Linked DNA regions of Homo sapiens: region 1 is linked to region 2. Evidence: chromatin loops called from intact Hi-C (ENCODE). Cell type or tissue: B cell. All regions are shown on one strand.

Region 1 (8,000 bases), 54 kb after region 2:
AGGCCTAAGAATTTGCATTTCCAAGGTGATGCTGATGCTGCTAGTCCAGGGACCATGCTTTGAGAACCACTGTGCAAAGCTAACATTTTTTTAAAGCAATCAATTGCCTTTGGAAAGCTAGCTCATGGACATGTTCACTCACTCGGTCTTCGTGCATCAGCATATTTACAAAGGTTAAATAAAGTGAGGTCTGATTATCAAAAAGGAAGACAGGTTGATCTTATCAGGACATTGACTCAGTTAAACAATTGCCGCCTTCTGAACAGCACCATAAACCCCAATTCTCTAAAGAGAATGTCATTAAAGAATGGAGGCGCTGGGTGCCATTGCTCACGCCTGTAACCCCAGTAATTTGGGAGGCCAAGGTAGGTGGATCGCCTGAAGTCAGGAGTTCGAGACCAGCCTGGCCAACATGGTGAAACCCCATCTCTACTAAAAATACAAAAATTAGCCAGGTGTGGTGGTGCACACCTGTAATCCCAGCTACTCAGGAGGCTGAGGCAGGACTATCCCTTGAGTCTGGGAGGCAGAGGTTGCAGTGAGTCGAGATGGTGTCACTGTACTCCAGCTTGGTTGACAGAGTGAGACTCTGTCTCCAAAAAAAAAAAAAAAGAGGGGCTGGAGACAAACCAGCAGTCCAGCAGTTGAGTGGGAAAAAATGCTGACTAGGGAGTTAGGAGGCCTGGGTTCTAGTTCCTGCTCTTCCCTGAGTGGCTGTGCAGTCACTGGAAAGGAACCTCAATCTGCTATGCTTCAGTTCCCTCAAATAAGTTGTTCTACCAGTATTTAGCTCTGGGACCCCAGGCAAGCCACATGGGTCATAGGCCTTAGTTTCTTAATCTGGTAAACGGGTACAGTGCACTCAGTAATCCCTTTGGCACTTCCACCTAGCCTTCTTTGAGTGTTCTACCCGGAACATATTGATGACCTAGAAAATGAATGCCAAACACTTTCTCCCCATCTGAAAAGAGTTGGTAAAATGCAATAAGACCTAAAAACACTTGTTTGAATTTCCTTTGTGTTACAAAAAGAGGAAACAGAAAGAGTCACTGCTCTCGTGTTAGATGCTATCATTTGATACAATCACATTTCCTGGAATCTTATGAACTGGGATCACCAATTGCCAAGATGACTCAGAGGGCCTAACAGATCACAAGACTGGGGCAACTCCTCTAACCTTCAAGGCTTTATTTTAATCCTCTGGGACTCCACATGGAAATCCATAATAGTTTCTTCAAAGAGATGTGGTCCATTGTATGAAGGCAACTTGGGAATCCCTAATGAATGGATTAGGAGCACAATGGACTGCATCACACAAATGGAGGCACTCCTGTTTAAAAATCAATACACTGAGTAATTCAGAATGGGCGCTGCAATGCAGACCTTGAAGGTCATCGTGAAATAGAAACTACTATGCATCCAGTCCCTCTATTTTTCATATCGATGAAGGAAAGTCACACAATGTGCATGGAATGCAGAATTTTTCTTTATTGAGCTGTTCAGTTGGACCTCAACTCTGTGTGTGTGTGTGTGTGTGTGTGTGTGTGTGTGTGTGTGTTGGTGGAAATATTAGTTTGGTGCAAAAGTAATTGCAGTTTTTGCCACTGAAAATAATGGTAAAAACTGCTATTACTTTTGCATCAACCTAATAAATAGTGACAGACAATAAATGTCTATTATGTGCTATGTAAAAGTAGCCACGTGCAAAGTGTGATGAAGGAAAAGCAGAGTAAGGAGGGTGGAGAGCGCTGTGCCAGCAGGACTCTCTGCTTGAGAGTCAAACAGGACTCCCAGATGCAGAAGAACTTTGAGCAGAGCCCTGAAGGCAGTGAGGGATGAGCTCTTTGGTTTCCAGGAGAAACAGTGTTTCAGGCAGAAGGGACAGCAGTACACAGCCAGTGGAATCCTTGAGAAACAGCAAGGCCTGGGAGCTACAGCAGAGTGAGCCTGGGGTGAGGGGCGTGCAAGGACATCAGAGCAGATGGTGAGAGGAAGGCGGGCAGTGCATGCTGGGGCCTCACTCCAGTGAGATGGGAGCCCCCTGCAGGGTTTGGGGCACCAGAGTGACATGACCTGATGCTCCTTTGGAAAGGATTCCTCTGGCTATATGTGAAGAATATGTTGTAGAGAAAAAAGAGAGGGAAACAGGAGACGAGTGAGAGGATAAGAATCTAGGCTACTAAGATGTGGCTTAACTGGCTGATACCCCTGCAGGCGAAGAGATATGTCCATATTTCGGAGGTCGAATAAGCAGAATTTGCTAATGATCTGGATGTAGGATGTGAAAGAAAAGAATCAAGGATGAATCCAGTGTGTTTGGTCTAAGATACTGGAAAAATGAAGCTGCTGTTTGCTGAGATGTAGAAAACTGAGGAGGCCAGCATGTGTTAATAAAAGGAGGGTAGAAAACAAGGATTTGATTGGGAATACTCTAAATTCAAAATGTGTAGTAAACACCCTTGGGAAGATGGACACATGAATTCAGAGTCCAGAAGAGCGGTCTGAGCTACAGACATAATATTGGGTGGCATCAATTACATACTCCACTCTTTCTAAGTAACAGCATATTCTAAGCTCCAGTGGTAAATAACATATTCCAGCCAAGAATACCTAGATTTATAATAGTACACTTTTCTAACATAAAGAAAATCTGTAGACAAGTAAAATACAAAATTATAATGGTTTTAAATGAAGCATCTTCAAATAAAACCTGTGGGTATAATTCTGTAGCCAGGACAAGCACAGCTCAACAATATTCTGAGGGTCAAATTAGTTCATAAGCTAGACCCAGGAACAACTAGACCTCTTCCATCTGCACCTCCATGCCTTTGTGTAAAAAAGGATTGGGGAAATTGGGCTTCATCAAAATTAAAAATGTTCGTGCATCAAAGGACATTTATCAAGAAAGTGAAAAGACAACCTAAAGAATAGAAGAAAATATTTTCAAATCTTGTATCTGATAAGGGTCTAGTATACAGGGACTCATATAAAGAACTCTTAGCACTCAACAACAAAAAAGACAAACAGCCCATTTAAAAAATGGGCAAAAAACTTAAATAGGCATTTCTCCAAAGATATACTAAGATATACAAGCTTCCAAAAATATGCTCAACATCATTAGTCATTAGGGAAATGCAAATCAAAACCATGATGAGAGATTACTTCAAACACACTAGGATGACTATAATCAAAAGAATAAAAAATAACAAGTGCTGATGAGGATGCAGAGAAATGGAAACCCTTGTACACTACTGGTAGGAATGTATAATGGTGCAGCCACTGTGGAAAACAGTTTGACAGTTCCTCAAAAAGTTAAACAGAGTTACCATATGATGCCACAATTCTGCTCCTAGGTATATACCCAAGAGAATGGAAAACAGGCACTCAAACAGATAAGTGTACACCAATATAAATAGCAGGACTATTCACAATGTCCAAAAGGTGGAAACTATCCATTAACAGATGAATGGATAAACCAAATGTGGTATATACATATGACGAATATTATCTGGCTGTAAAAGGAATGAAATACTGACACACACTACAACATGGATGAACCCTGAAAACGTTATGATAAGTGAAAAAAGCCAGTCACAAAACATCCCATATTATATGAATCCATTTATATCAATAGGTAAATTCACAGAGACAAAAAGAAGAATGGTTGCTGTTAGGCGCTAGGGGGCGAAGGAAGAATAGGGAGTGACTGCTTAATGGGTATAGGGATTTCTTTGGGGGTGATGAAAATATTTTGGAACTAGACATAGGTGGTGGTTGCACAGTATTGTGAATGTACTAAATGCCACTGCACTGTTCACTTTACGATGGTCAATTTTATGTTATGCACATCTCAGCTCAATTTAAAAACAACTAAAAACTTGAAAAGATCAGTGAAAGAAAAAGTTTTGAAAAGCAAATGTCAGAAGAGGAGCCCCCCTCTGCAGCAGGGAGCTATTCTTCCAGAAGTTCTCATAAGTAAGCCCTGGGTAACTCTGATACGGACTGTTAAGTCAACAAAACAATCTCCTTTATGCCAGAGCAGCCAACACTTTCCAAAAGAGCAAGCATCGAAAAAAGTTGGCTGTTTCCCTGGTTTACGTCCGTTGCATTTATGTATTCTGTTGCTTACCATGGTTGAAGTGTTTTGAAAACAACTTGTAACCAACTAAACAAAATAGCCTGATTCTTTGTTTACCAGAAAGAGAAATGAAGGCAACTGCAAGGCAGAACTGAGAAAACTGTGCCTTTGAAAGCACAGACCGTACAGGGAGGGACATGGCTGCTATTTTCAGACTTGTGTGGGTGTGAGGGTAACAGGCCTCTGGAAACAGCTGTTTAACAACAGAATATGAGAAGTCTCCCAGGACTCCAACACCCACCCTCTACAGTGAACCAAGGGAAAGTTCACGAGAGCCAGGGGAGTTCAATACATTGAAAACAATCCGAAATGGGGATTCAACACTGGGGTTTCAATGAGCTGCAGTATTTAGCAAGGCTTTGCCCGCTCTGTTCAAAAGAACAACTCCAGGAAACTGAAAAGCCAAACCAGAAACAGACATGGTGTACTTGCTGAAAGAACTACCCTCAAAGCCGTTTCTGCAGGGATCCAGCCTCCCTCTGGGGGCCTGACAAACTGCCTGCTTCTGGAAGGAAACAGGCTTAGGTAGAGGGACAATTGACTCTTGGGCAAACTTTTGTTTCAGGATCCAACATTAAATGCAAACTCTTTGTTACAATGAAGGAAAGAAGATGGTTTGGAGACTGAACTTGCTTTCATTTTTGTTTTAATGAATCTTGATACGCACTTTTCACAGCTTGTCCCCATGCATTGGAAAGTAAAACCAACCCATTTCCACCCAGCTAGAGAGAACACACTATAAATAGGACCCAAATGGTGGTTCATTAAAAGCTGGATGACAAGCTGAACCGTGTCTTTTTGTTTTTCCCTCAAAAACTGTACGTTCTAGTAAGGAAGACGTCTTGTAATTTAAGGTACAGTTATTCTAAGAATGCTGTATATTTAGCCATCCTTTGGTGAACATTTTTAGTATTTGTTCATTCTATCATTCACTTAAAAAAATCTATATTCATTGCTTGCTGCATGTTAGACATCATGCTAGGCGTGGGGGTAAAGTGATGAGCAAAACAGACACCACCGTTTCAGGGAATAAGTGACGCACAGAGGGATACAGACAACTACTTATCCAGTTGAGGGCTGAGAAGGAAAGGAATATTTTCCATCACCCAAGTTCAAGATCTCCTTCCCCAGTTTTTTATTTTCTGTTCTAAAATTAAACTCTATCCCGGATTAAATACAGTGGGACCACTCCCTAGAAACATGGGCCCCCCAAATCATCAGAAGGCAATAGTCTAATTATCCATTTCCCAAGGTCATCAGGATGATTCAGAGTTAAATAACGGCAGTGGTCCAGGCTGAAATAGAACTCATGCTGTCAGGCCTTATTGCAGTTCTCAGGTTCTTCCCTTTGGATGTCCTGCAAACAGCTCCTAGGACGAGAACACACGTGCATCCTCCCAAACATAACTTACAATTAAATTTACTGAGAAAAGTAGCAGCTCGTCCCCTAAAAAACTGTGAAGTCCGCAAAGACATAACCCAGCTAAAAGATGCACACAAATTATATTACTAAAATGTATGCAATGTATGCAATCAAATTGAAATAGGGAGATTTCCCAGTAAAATCTAGTTACTTGACCACAGCAAAGGCCTTCCTCAATAACAATAGATACCACTTGCTTTATATTCATATAACTAAAAGAAAGTTTTCTCAAAACAAAGGGATAGTTTGCCTCAAATATAAATCCACATCTCCCTCTCTTATGTAGCAAAATACACACCCCCAACATTTAACTACCTATTTGTTCAGTATTTGTTCTTTGAGGTCCCCAAAGCTGTGACTAAGGTCCAGTCCTAACCAGGATCACCTTATTATACTGGTTTACAAGATTTGCAGGTGGCGCAAAGCTGAGTGTGGGACGGGGAGTCTCTGAAAGAACTCTGATCAAAGTAAACCTAAATAAGCTGAATTCAGACACCAATGTTACCCAGATGACAGGTAACCGCCAACTCAGGGTCCTTCACTTCAGGCGGAAAATATTAAGTGCAAAGGGATCAGATTGGGAAGCTGTCATCTAGTAACAATACGTAGGACTTGAGGTCTAAATTGACAGTAAGTTCTATATGAAATAACAACTTAATGGAAAGATCACAATTTTGGGGATTACAAAATAGGGTTCCCATCCTCTAACTTCTATCATACACAGTTCCTTTAAGCAACATTACTATCGCCATTTAAGGGTATTTTCTCTCTTTTCAACACTTGAAAAACACAAATCGTTCTTTACATCTTAGCATGAAATTAAAATATTGAATATTTGGGTTGAAGTGGTGGAGAGGCAGCTGTCTTGAGGTTAAATGGTCTAAAGCCAATGGAGCACAACTGAACAGTTTATCACAGCAAACAACATTCCTAAATGTAAATTTCAGAACGGCTATGGGAGATTGTAGGGAAGCTTGGGGACAGGGTTACACAGGCTGCAGAGCCTCCATTAAAAATAATTTGTATTAAAAAATAAAGACACAATCTTATTTTTACAAGGGGCAATAAATATGTATGGCTGGTTTTATTGACTTTCACTCAGAATGGAGCATGTATGCTTTGGAATTCCATTCTGTAAAGTTTCATTGGTAGTTGATAAGTCAGATCTGAAACCAGAAATTCACGCACACTCTCCTCTTCTTTTAAAAAGAACATTGAATATGCCAGTGTCCAGGGTTTTCTCTTTCGTTGTCATCCTCTCCAACCCTTTCTTCTTCTTCCTTCTAATGATATCAATCCCAAACAAATACCTTGCATTTGCTGCCTTGTACTCTTGCAACAAATACTTTGCCTGTGTTGCAGAATCCTTTTAGGAAAGCTTGCAAGCGGACAGCAGAGATCAGAACGGGACACTGGGGAAATCACCTGAACTGACACCTCACTCAGGGTGCCGGACAGCTTTAGGGAGATTAATCTCCGTGAAGCTGTCCAGCAAGACAAGAATGATGACTGACCATTTACATACTGGGCAGCCTTCCCATCTGGGTCATCAGCCTGGATTTATTCCCAGTTGTCAGGAACCCCAGAGGAGGTGACCTCCATTCAATTTGTCATGGACAACTGTTCTGATCACCCAGACAGCCTTCTCAATTTCCCTTTGGCTGGGGGCATGAGAATGATCAAAGACCAAATAGGTGCATGTAGAGTGGCCTCCATTCTATCCCTAATGGGATAATCCTGATGATTAGAGTCAGGCCTCCAAGAGATCATGGGCCATCTTTGATAGATTCACCACTGATGCCTGGACATCCAGAACTTTCAGAGATGATAAATCAGCTCTGAAGGAACAAAGGCTGGCACTATGAAACAAAAATGGGTGAAACATCAGTGCGACACTAGCAATGGTGCAGCGTAACAGAGTCAGGAAACACACCCAGTTCTTAAAATTCTGATGTCAAATCTGCTGCTAGCAAGAGCGTTCTGATAAAGCAGTTAACAGTTCTGTGCATGGATTTCTCACCAACTCTATAATCACACCACCTATTTATCCCAAAGGAGCAATGTCAGGTTAACCCCACAAACAAATCTTTTTTTTTTTTGTTTGTTTGAGACAGAGTCTCACTCTGTCGCCCAGGCTAGAGTGCAGTGGTGTGATATTGGCTCACTTCAACCTCTGCCTCCCGGGTTCAGGTGATTCTCGTGCCTCAGCCTCCCTGGTAGCTGGGATTACAGGCGTGCGCCACCACACCTGACTAATTTTTGTATTTTTAGTAGAGATGGAATTTCACCATGTTGGCCAGGCTGGTCTCAAACTCCTGGTCTCGAGTGATCTGCCCACCTTGGCCTTCCAAAGTGCTGGGATTACAGGTGTAAGCCACTGTGCCCAGCCAGACAAATCTTATTTTAACACTACTTATTTATGCTTGTAAAGACTTTGCA
Region 2 (8,000 bases):
TTCTGTGTTCAGCTGTAGAGCCACTTAAGCCAGAATCAATAGAATGGTTTTGTGATTGAAGACGGGTCTACAGGCCTCAGTCTCCCACAATCTAGGCTGAAAAGTTTATGAAAGCCTCCAGAGAGGGTCTCTACTATTATTTGCTGCACTATGTTGGGAAAAAAACACAAAAATGAGATCTTGATTACAAATGGTTTTTTTGATTACAAATTGTTTTTTGTGGCTTTTAACAAGCCTTGCTGATATTATTTCACAATTAGACAGTGGAATAAAGCTTTTTAAATGACGTCAATTCACGCTAGCCTTAGAGCTAGCATTTTTACATATTGGCTGTAAAGTAAAGAGTTTTGATTATGCACATTTCTACTTCAGCTAACGCCTTTTATGACAAGTTAATTAATCCTACAAGTCGTAACTAGTTAGTACAGGACTGATAAGAACTGTGGGAAACACATTAAGGACATATATTTGAGATAACAGTAGATAAGGGGGTGAAACGTTTCAGACATGTGGCCGACACAGGTTTGACCGTTAATATAAACAATATCTTGTTTATTTCAGTCCCTCCCAACCTACCCTCAGACTTCCCAGGGGATCCGCTGAGCTGAAAAAAGGTACAGAAAAACTCTCAAAAAGTGTTAAAGTCTACTTCCATTTACCTGAATTAAAAATATATGAAAAGAAGCCAGACACAAAAGGTAGCGTATTGATTGCCAAGGGATGGGCGGAAGATTTTGGGGGGAAATGGGAAGTGACTGCTAGTAGATACTGGGTTTCTTCTGGAGTTGATGAAAGTGTCCTAAAATTGATTGGGATGACAGTTGCATAACTCTGTGACCACAATAAAAGTATATTGAATTGTACCTTGTAAGTGGGTGAACTGTAGGCTACGTGAATTATATGCCAATGAGACTGTTATTAACAAACAAACAGACTGGGAGCATGAGTTGGAGTTACACTGCAGAAGACCTTGACTGCCATCGGAAGGCATTTGGATGTTTGGATGCTACCATTGTCATTGGTAGCCATTATATTTTCAAGGAGTAGGGTCACACAATCAGGTTCCTGTTTTAGAAAAACCACTGTCTTAGCGATATGGAGGGTGGGTGGAAGCAAGGAAAACTTGAAGCGGAGAAAGCAAGGGAACCTGCCAGATTTGTAGCAGAGATTTTTTCTGAAGGTATTAGTTCATGTTTTGTTCTCATGGTATGTTTTCTTCCATTTTGGGAAGGTTAACCCTCATCATGTCATTAGTCCAGAGAGGTATGTGTTGTGAGGCCAAGGGCAAAATTTGTTTGGAGACAGCTTTCCAAACAGCTACCCCTCCCCATCAATACTTGCTACTGTTGTCTATTTTAATACAGCCATCCAAGCGGGTGTGATGTGTTATCTCACTGTGGTTTTTATTTGCATTTCCCTAATGATTAATGATGCTAAGCATCTTTTCGTGTACTTTCTGGCCATTTTATATCTTCACCCTCCATCTTGCGGAAGTGGAAGTTTTACAGTTAGAAATTGATTCCTTTGGTCTCTCAAAGTGAAAATACCTAAGCCCAGTGGTTCTCAAGCTAGGCAATTTTTATATCCCAAGAAGGTTTCTGGATAAAATAAAGACACTCAGTTCAATTTAGATTTCAAATAAACAGTAACTAATTACTTAGTGTATCTATGTTCCAAATATTGCATGAGACATACATAGATTTATAAATTATTAGTTGTTACCGGCATCTAGTGAGCAGAGACCAGGTATGCTGCTAAACATCCTACAGTGAACAGGGAAGTTCCTCACAACAAAGAATGATTCTGCCCAAAGTGTCAGTAGTCATCAACCATTTAATGAGAATAAACTCTGATATTGTTTGGATATTGTTCTCTCCAAATCTCATGTTGAAATGTGATCCTCAATGTTGGAGGTGGGGTCTAGTGGGAGGTGGGGCTCGTGGGGGTGGATCTCTAATGAATGGCTTGGTGCCCTTCCCCCCGTAATGAGTTCAGCAGGATCTGGTTGTTAAAAAGAGACTACAACCTTCCTCTCTTCCCTTGCTCCCTCTCGCCATGTGATAGCTTGTTCCCTCTTCATGTTCCGCCATGATTGTAAGCTCCCTGAGGCCCTCACCAGAAGCAGATGTTGGTATCATGCTTCGTGTACACCCTGCGGAACCATAAGCCAATTAAACTTCTTTTTTTTATATACATTACCCAGTCTCAGGTATTCCTTTATAGCAATGCAAAACAGACTAATACAGACTCTATGAGGTTAATAGACTCTGCTAGGAGAAAGAGCTAATGGCCTCAGGGAAGGGAAAGCCTCTGGGTGAGAGTCAATTTAGTTGACGTCTTTTCTTTTCTTTTTTCTTTTCTTTCTGTCTCTTTCCTCCTTCCTTTCTTTTCTTTTCTTTTTCTTTTTCTTTTTTTTTTTTTTTTTTTGGAGAAAGGGTTTCACTCCATCACCCAGGCTGGAGTGAAGTGGCACCATCATAGCTCACTGCAGCCTCAACCTCCTGGGCTCAAGTGATCCTCCCAACCTAGCCTCCTGAGTAGCTGGGACTACAGGGGCAGGCCACCATGCCTGGCTAATTTTTTTTTGTTCTTCTTCTTCTTTTTGTAGAGATGGGGTCTCGCTACTTTGCCCAGACTGGTCTCAAACTCCTGGCCTCAAGAGATCTTCCCACTTTGGCTTCCCAAAATGCTGGGAAGGCAGGCATGAGCCATCTCCAGCCTCAACTTCTTTTTTTAACGATGCCTAAGGCCTATCCTGGCTGCTCTCTTGGAGAGTCATATATATGATAATAGCTCTCTGCAGGCAGAGAGGAGCCCACTTGTCCATCTGAGAAGTTACCACCAAACAGGCAGAGCCCCAAACAGTACCAGGTTCTCCATCCGTCTGCTGTTGCTGCAAACCAAAGCAGATCCTCTCGTGCTGGAGCAGAAAAAGACCCGAGGCCCCAGACCCCAACTCCTGAGACACAGGGATAAGGAGGCCCCCAGGCAACTCTGTTGGTGTGAAGTGGATCTGTTTGGTTTGAGCAGCAAATGAGCTGAATGACTATTGCTTCCTCTTCCTAGTCAGAACTGCTGACTCTGTACATTTTGCCATTGTCTCTCCATTTTCTCCTCTCTTACCCAAAACACATATTATAGTGGGTATCAAGCTAGCATTTATCAAATTCCTTTGTGTGTAGATCATTTCCAGTAATCTCATGAATGCCAGCTTCCAGTCCCTCATGGAGCAGAGATGAGAAGTTCGTAAACTTGATTAACTCCAAACCCCAGCACCCAGGTTCCTAGAATATTCCTTCTTAAAAACTGCCTCTGCTTTTTTTTTTTTCCTGCTTTGTACTTTATCTGTCCCCATGGTAAATTGGTTCATGTGAGAAATTCTGTGTGCAGGAAAATGGGCAATTCAATAATTCATAGGGCTTCCCCCTAACCATATGAAGTTGCCTTAAGCAGTTCTGTCAGAAATAATTTAACTGCTCAGAGCCATGTTCCAACTCCAAAGATGTCAGACAATCGTTTCCTTCCAGTGACGAAAACAAGCCCAAGGCTCATTCATCTAGAAAGTACTCCCTACGACTCATGCTATATACATTCTTTTGAGTGATTTGGAGACTTCTTGCACCAGTGTTTGTGGCCATGTTTCATTAGAATGTTCGGCTTTTGTTTGGCTTTTGTTTCAGGAACCTATCCCAGAAAGCTGAGAGGATACCCAGAATGAGAGCTGTGTTTTAAAAATGAGTATCAGGTCAAATTGCTATGGAGGAATTGAAGAATGATTGGTGCTATGCATGTAATTTTTTCAAGAAGATAATTTATGATTTCTGTTTTTTAACCTTGCTTTTTTCCCTTCAATTCGACATTTTGTGCCTGGCTGCCTTAGAGGTCTCGTGTTTCTGTGGTATATTTGGACTACATATTGAGGGCCCAGAGGCAAAAGTTAGAAATAAATAACGTCTGTACTATGCAGAAAAGAAGCAGAGCTCTGCTCCAAAGAACTGCTCATAAGCAGGTAATTATTTCTTCTAGAGAATGGAACAATCTATGAGGCATGAAAGTTGTTACATAAATCAACTATCTCTGCTCCCACTGGCTTTCTCTTCGTGACAGCCACACCCACTCGGTGCAAAAGTGGTGCTGAATCAACTTCTATGGAGACCGAATTACAGAGTCAATGTATGCACTGTGGGATCATGGGCCTGTGCGATCACTTACCTTGGCAATAACTTTCTACTCCACGTGAACTCTTCAGCCCCCGTATCACTGTTTTAGGACTTGCCAAAACTAAGAATAACTCCTCGTTTGTCTTGACGGCACCTTCCTTTTATTCTAAAATGATGAAAATTACCGGACGCCAGGAGAGAAGAGTGTTGTCCCTTTATCCTCCATCACATGAAGCGTCACTAACATGAAGTGCTCTTGCCTCTGCCAAAAGGTGGTATTCTTCCGTGTGTAAAGAGTCCTGGGCGGTGGAGGAGATGACTCCCTCCGCACGGGGCCTGATGATAGGGTTTGCCCACTCCCAAGAGTAAGGCTATGGCCCCAACCTGACACACAGTGCCAAAGGCCAGGGGTGGTGCATCTCCTTTCACTACTCCTGCGTCCATAGGTAGAGAGATTATTTTGGTCTCGATGTTTACTTTTCCACAGACCACAGGGCGATAACTACACAAATCAATTTTAGTCCACATCAGAATCTACCCTGCCAGGAAAGAAGTTCTTGACATTATCTGTCACAGTAATCGAAGCATGTCCGTGTTTCCTCATTTTAATTTGAATATCGCCTCCACGTTGCAATGTTTCCAACTCGGTCCCTGAGCATGAAACCACCTGCTTGGGTTTTAATTTATGTTATATCCTTTTAGTTCACCCCCTTCCACATGCAGCGAGCAGAAATAAAAATCTGGCCACCTGCAAAGGATTCTTCCTTAACTGTACATAAACCTGCCACCTTTATATAATAAAAGAAAAAATGATTGTGCACTTTAAAAGCCTGGTAAAGACAAGAGGAGCTCAGAGAAGGGGCTCACCCCCAGCCCGCAGTCCCTACTCACTTGCAGTCCCCATCCATCTCCCAAAGAGATGCTATCTGCCAGTGAGCAGGGCGAATTGAAAATGGGATAATGACAAGACTGTGGGAGGAGGCGATTTCCAAGATCAGTTCCACTGAGACAGACTGTGAAACCCCTGGGGCTATTATGACCTCTAACTAAAAATGGTGGCAATGGATCTCTCTGGGCCTGTATGTTCTTGTGCATAAGGCACCTTACTCAACACAATAGACAATGATCAGACAAGGACAGTGTGTGCATTTCAAGAAGCCTACTTCCAACACTGCCTCAACAATCTGTTATTTTTAGAACATGACTAGGAATTGTCTTCAACTGCCCAATTTCTGTTTCCTTCTAATCAGCCTCTTGAAAGACAGTACTGTATTCCTAAAGCAGAATGTTAGAAGCACACAGAATACTAGGAGGGACAACACAGTCATTGTTAGGAGGGCTTAAAAGAAAGAAAGGGCTGGGGATAGTCTTTGGGCCTGTTTTGGCAGGTACCACGGTTCAGGAGTCAGGTAGGTAAAAGTTTACCAGTTGGAGAACTTTCTGTTGTGCTGAGGGCCATCACGCAAGGTCTGAAAACGGAACAAGCCTGGGAGTAGATGTGCTGTGTATACAGCAATGTGGAAATCACAGCCACAGGCGAAGCATTTGCCTGTAATGACCATACTTGCTCAGTTTGCCATAACATACATAACATATGTAAATTAGCACTTAATACACACCCATTAGGGACAAAGATCTGAAGTTGTGTGGACTCTAAATGGAAAAGGTACTATGATTGAAAAATAATAGTCTAGGGCTTGGCACGGTGCCTCACGCCTGTAATCCCAGCACTTTGGGAGACCCAGGCGGGTGGATCACCTGAGGTCAGGAGTTTGAGACCAGCCTGGCCAACATAGCGAAACCCCGCCTCTACTAAAAAATATAAAAAATTAGCTGGGCATGGTGGTGGGCGCCTGTAATCCCAGCTACTCGGGAGGCTGAGGCATGAGAGTTGCTTGAACCCAGGAGGCGGAGGTTGCAGTGAGCCAAGATTGTGCCACTGCACTGCAGCCTGGGTGGCCTGGGTGACAGAGACTCCATCTCAAAAAAAAGAAAAGAAAAGAAAAGAAAAATAATAGTCTAGCCAAGAGGGCAAGATTAAAAGAAATAAGCACACACAGTCATAATACACATCAACAAGTATATGATCATTTACTGTTGGCAAGGTCCTTGGGACTCAACCTACAAAGACCCACTTATTGAAGAAGAAACTGGGACATTTTTGGTTCTCCATTACTTTACCTTGCAAGGTTTAATGGGATAGCCTAAGAAGAAAACCCAATAATCCTAGAAATCACAAGGACTGTTGAGAGAAAAGGGCATTTCAAAATGGCCACATTCTCTCTGGTATGTTTCCTAATTTGTTTCCAGATTTATTTTTATTTCTAAAGGTTAATTAGAAATTACATGTGCATTTCAAATTTGCTTAGAATGTAAGCTGCCAAAGGGCAAGGATGCTTTCATTTTCTCTTTCTGTAACTCTTCCTTGTATGAGGACTTATCTCCGTATCTAGCAAATAATAAGGGTTATCAAGCAAAAGACAGTACACTGCAAGGAAATGCATTCTAGAGACTCATACTTCTGCACTTACTTTATTTTTTAAAATTCTGTACTCTCAGGCCCTAAAATCCCATCCACTGAAATGGGATCTAGAAGCATTGAGGCAGTGTCCCGTACTGGGTGCAAAGACTTGGTGGGAGGCCCTGAGAAGCTAGGGAAACTCAAGGACTGTGAGTGTCTGCCAGTGGGCAGAGAATGCTGCAAGATCAGAGCATCAAAACCAACTGAGCATGTTTCTTGTAGAATCTAAAATAGTCAAACTCTTAGAAGTAGAATGTAGAATGATGGTTGCTAAGGTGGGGGGAAAGTGGGGAGATGTTGGTCAAAGGCGATAAAAATTCAGTTATACAAGTTGAATAAGTGCTCAGAGTCTAATATACAGTAGAGTGACTACTGTGCTGTCACAATACTGTGTTATATACTTGAAATTTGCTAAGAGGGTAGATATCAAGTGTACTCAGCGAAAGAAAGAAAGAAAGAGAAAAGAGAGAGAGAGGGAGGGAGGGAGGAAGGAAGGAAGGAAGGAAATGAAAAGAAAGAGAAAGAGAGGAAGGAAGGAAGGGAGGGAGGGAGGAAGGGAGAGAGAGAGAGAGAAAGAAAAAGAAAGAAGAAAGAAAGAGAGAGAGAGGGAGGGAGGGAGGGAGGGAGGCAGGGAAGGAGAGAGGGAAAGAAGGAAAAAAAGAAAATATGTGAGGTGATAGATAAGTGAATTCGGTTGATTGCAATGATCATTTCACAATGTCTACATGTATCAAAACATCAAGTTGTGTATCTTAAATATATATAATCCCTATTTATGAACTATACCTCAATAAAGCTCCCCAAAACATCAAGTGAGCACATTTCTTTACAATTTTCTCCAAAACCAGCCCTGCCTTAAGTCAGAAGCTCTGATATGACACTTTGCCAAACCAACACCAGGGATTCACCAGCCTCCATTCCCTCTTCTACACACTGGCAGGGCACACTGAACACCGATAGCTAATAGGCCACTCTCTCTGTCACCCTTGAGAATTTCTCTCTCACCAGTTGGGCTGTATGCTTACTTCAAATCAGTTGTAGAATTTGTTCTCACAGCTGTGTAGGCCAGTTGTACTTGTCACTTGAATTCTGTAATTTTATTAAAACTGGTAGTTTGTGATGGTATGGTGGTTTTCAGGCAGGCAGGCCAAGCAGCAGGAAGCACACATCATGCACCACACAGAGGAGGACTTGGAAACAGAGGCAAAATGTATGGCAGCCCAGCCTAACAGCTCAGAAGAGACACGGTCTAACTACTCACTCATCTCTGCAGCGGATTCCAACAGTCCCCAGGAAAGCTGAAGACAACACTACAAGGG

The links. Peaks named below come from ENCODE experiments on the same cell type or tissue, not always from the same donor. Only the 100,000 strongest peaks of a DNase experiment are listed, where the experiment ranks them.
Region 1: it touches region 2 in a loop (4-fold over the local background); 15 of 110 quality-filtered maps call a loop at or near these places.

Annotation. Positions count from the first base shown.
Region 1 is chrX:13,469,495-13,477,494 of GRCh38, forward strand. No RefSeq gene overlaps it. Among named protein-coding and RNA genes, the nearest start is that of EGFL6, 96 kb to the right of the region's middle. RefSeq lists enhancers at 1,900-2,039, 4,159-4,208. In B cell, no CTCF peak of the experiment used is centred here; DNase peaks (open chromatin) are centred at 4,387, 4,537 and 4,567; H3K4me3 peaks cover 1,657 bases; H3K27ac peaks cover 4,479 bases.
Region 2 is chrX:13,415,357-13,423,356 of GRCh38, forward strand. LOC124905248 (a long non-coding RNA gene) reads right to left here and starts at 4,749. Exons shown (of 2, transcript XR_007068395.1): 1 at 4,213-4,749. In B cell, no CTCF peak of the experiment used is centred here; DNase peaks (open chromatin) are centred at 4,725 and 5,635; H3K4me3 peaks cover 1,214 bases; H3K27ac peaks cover 3,956 bases.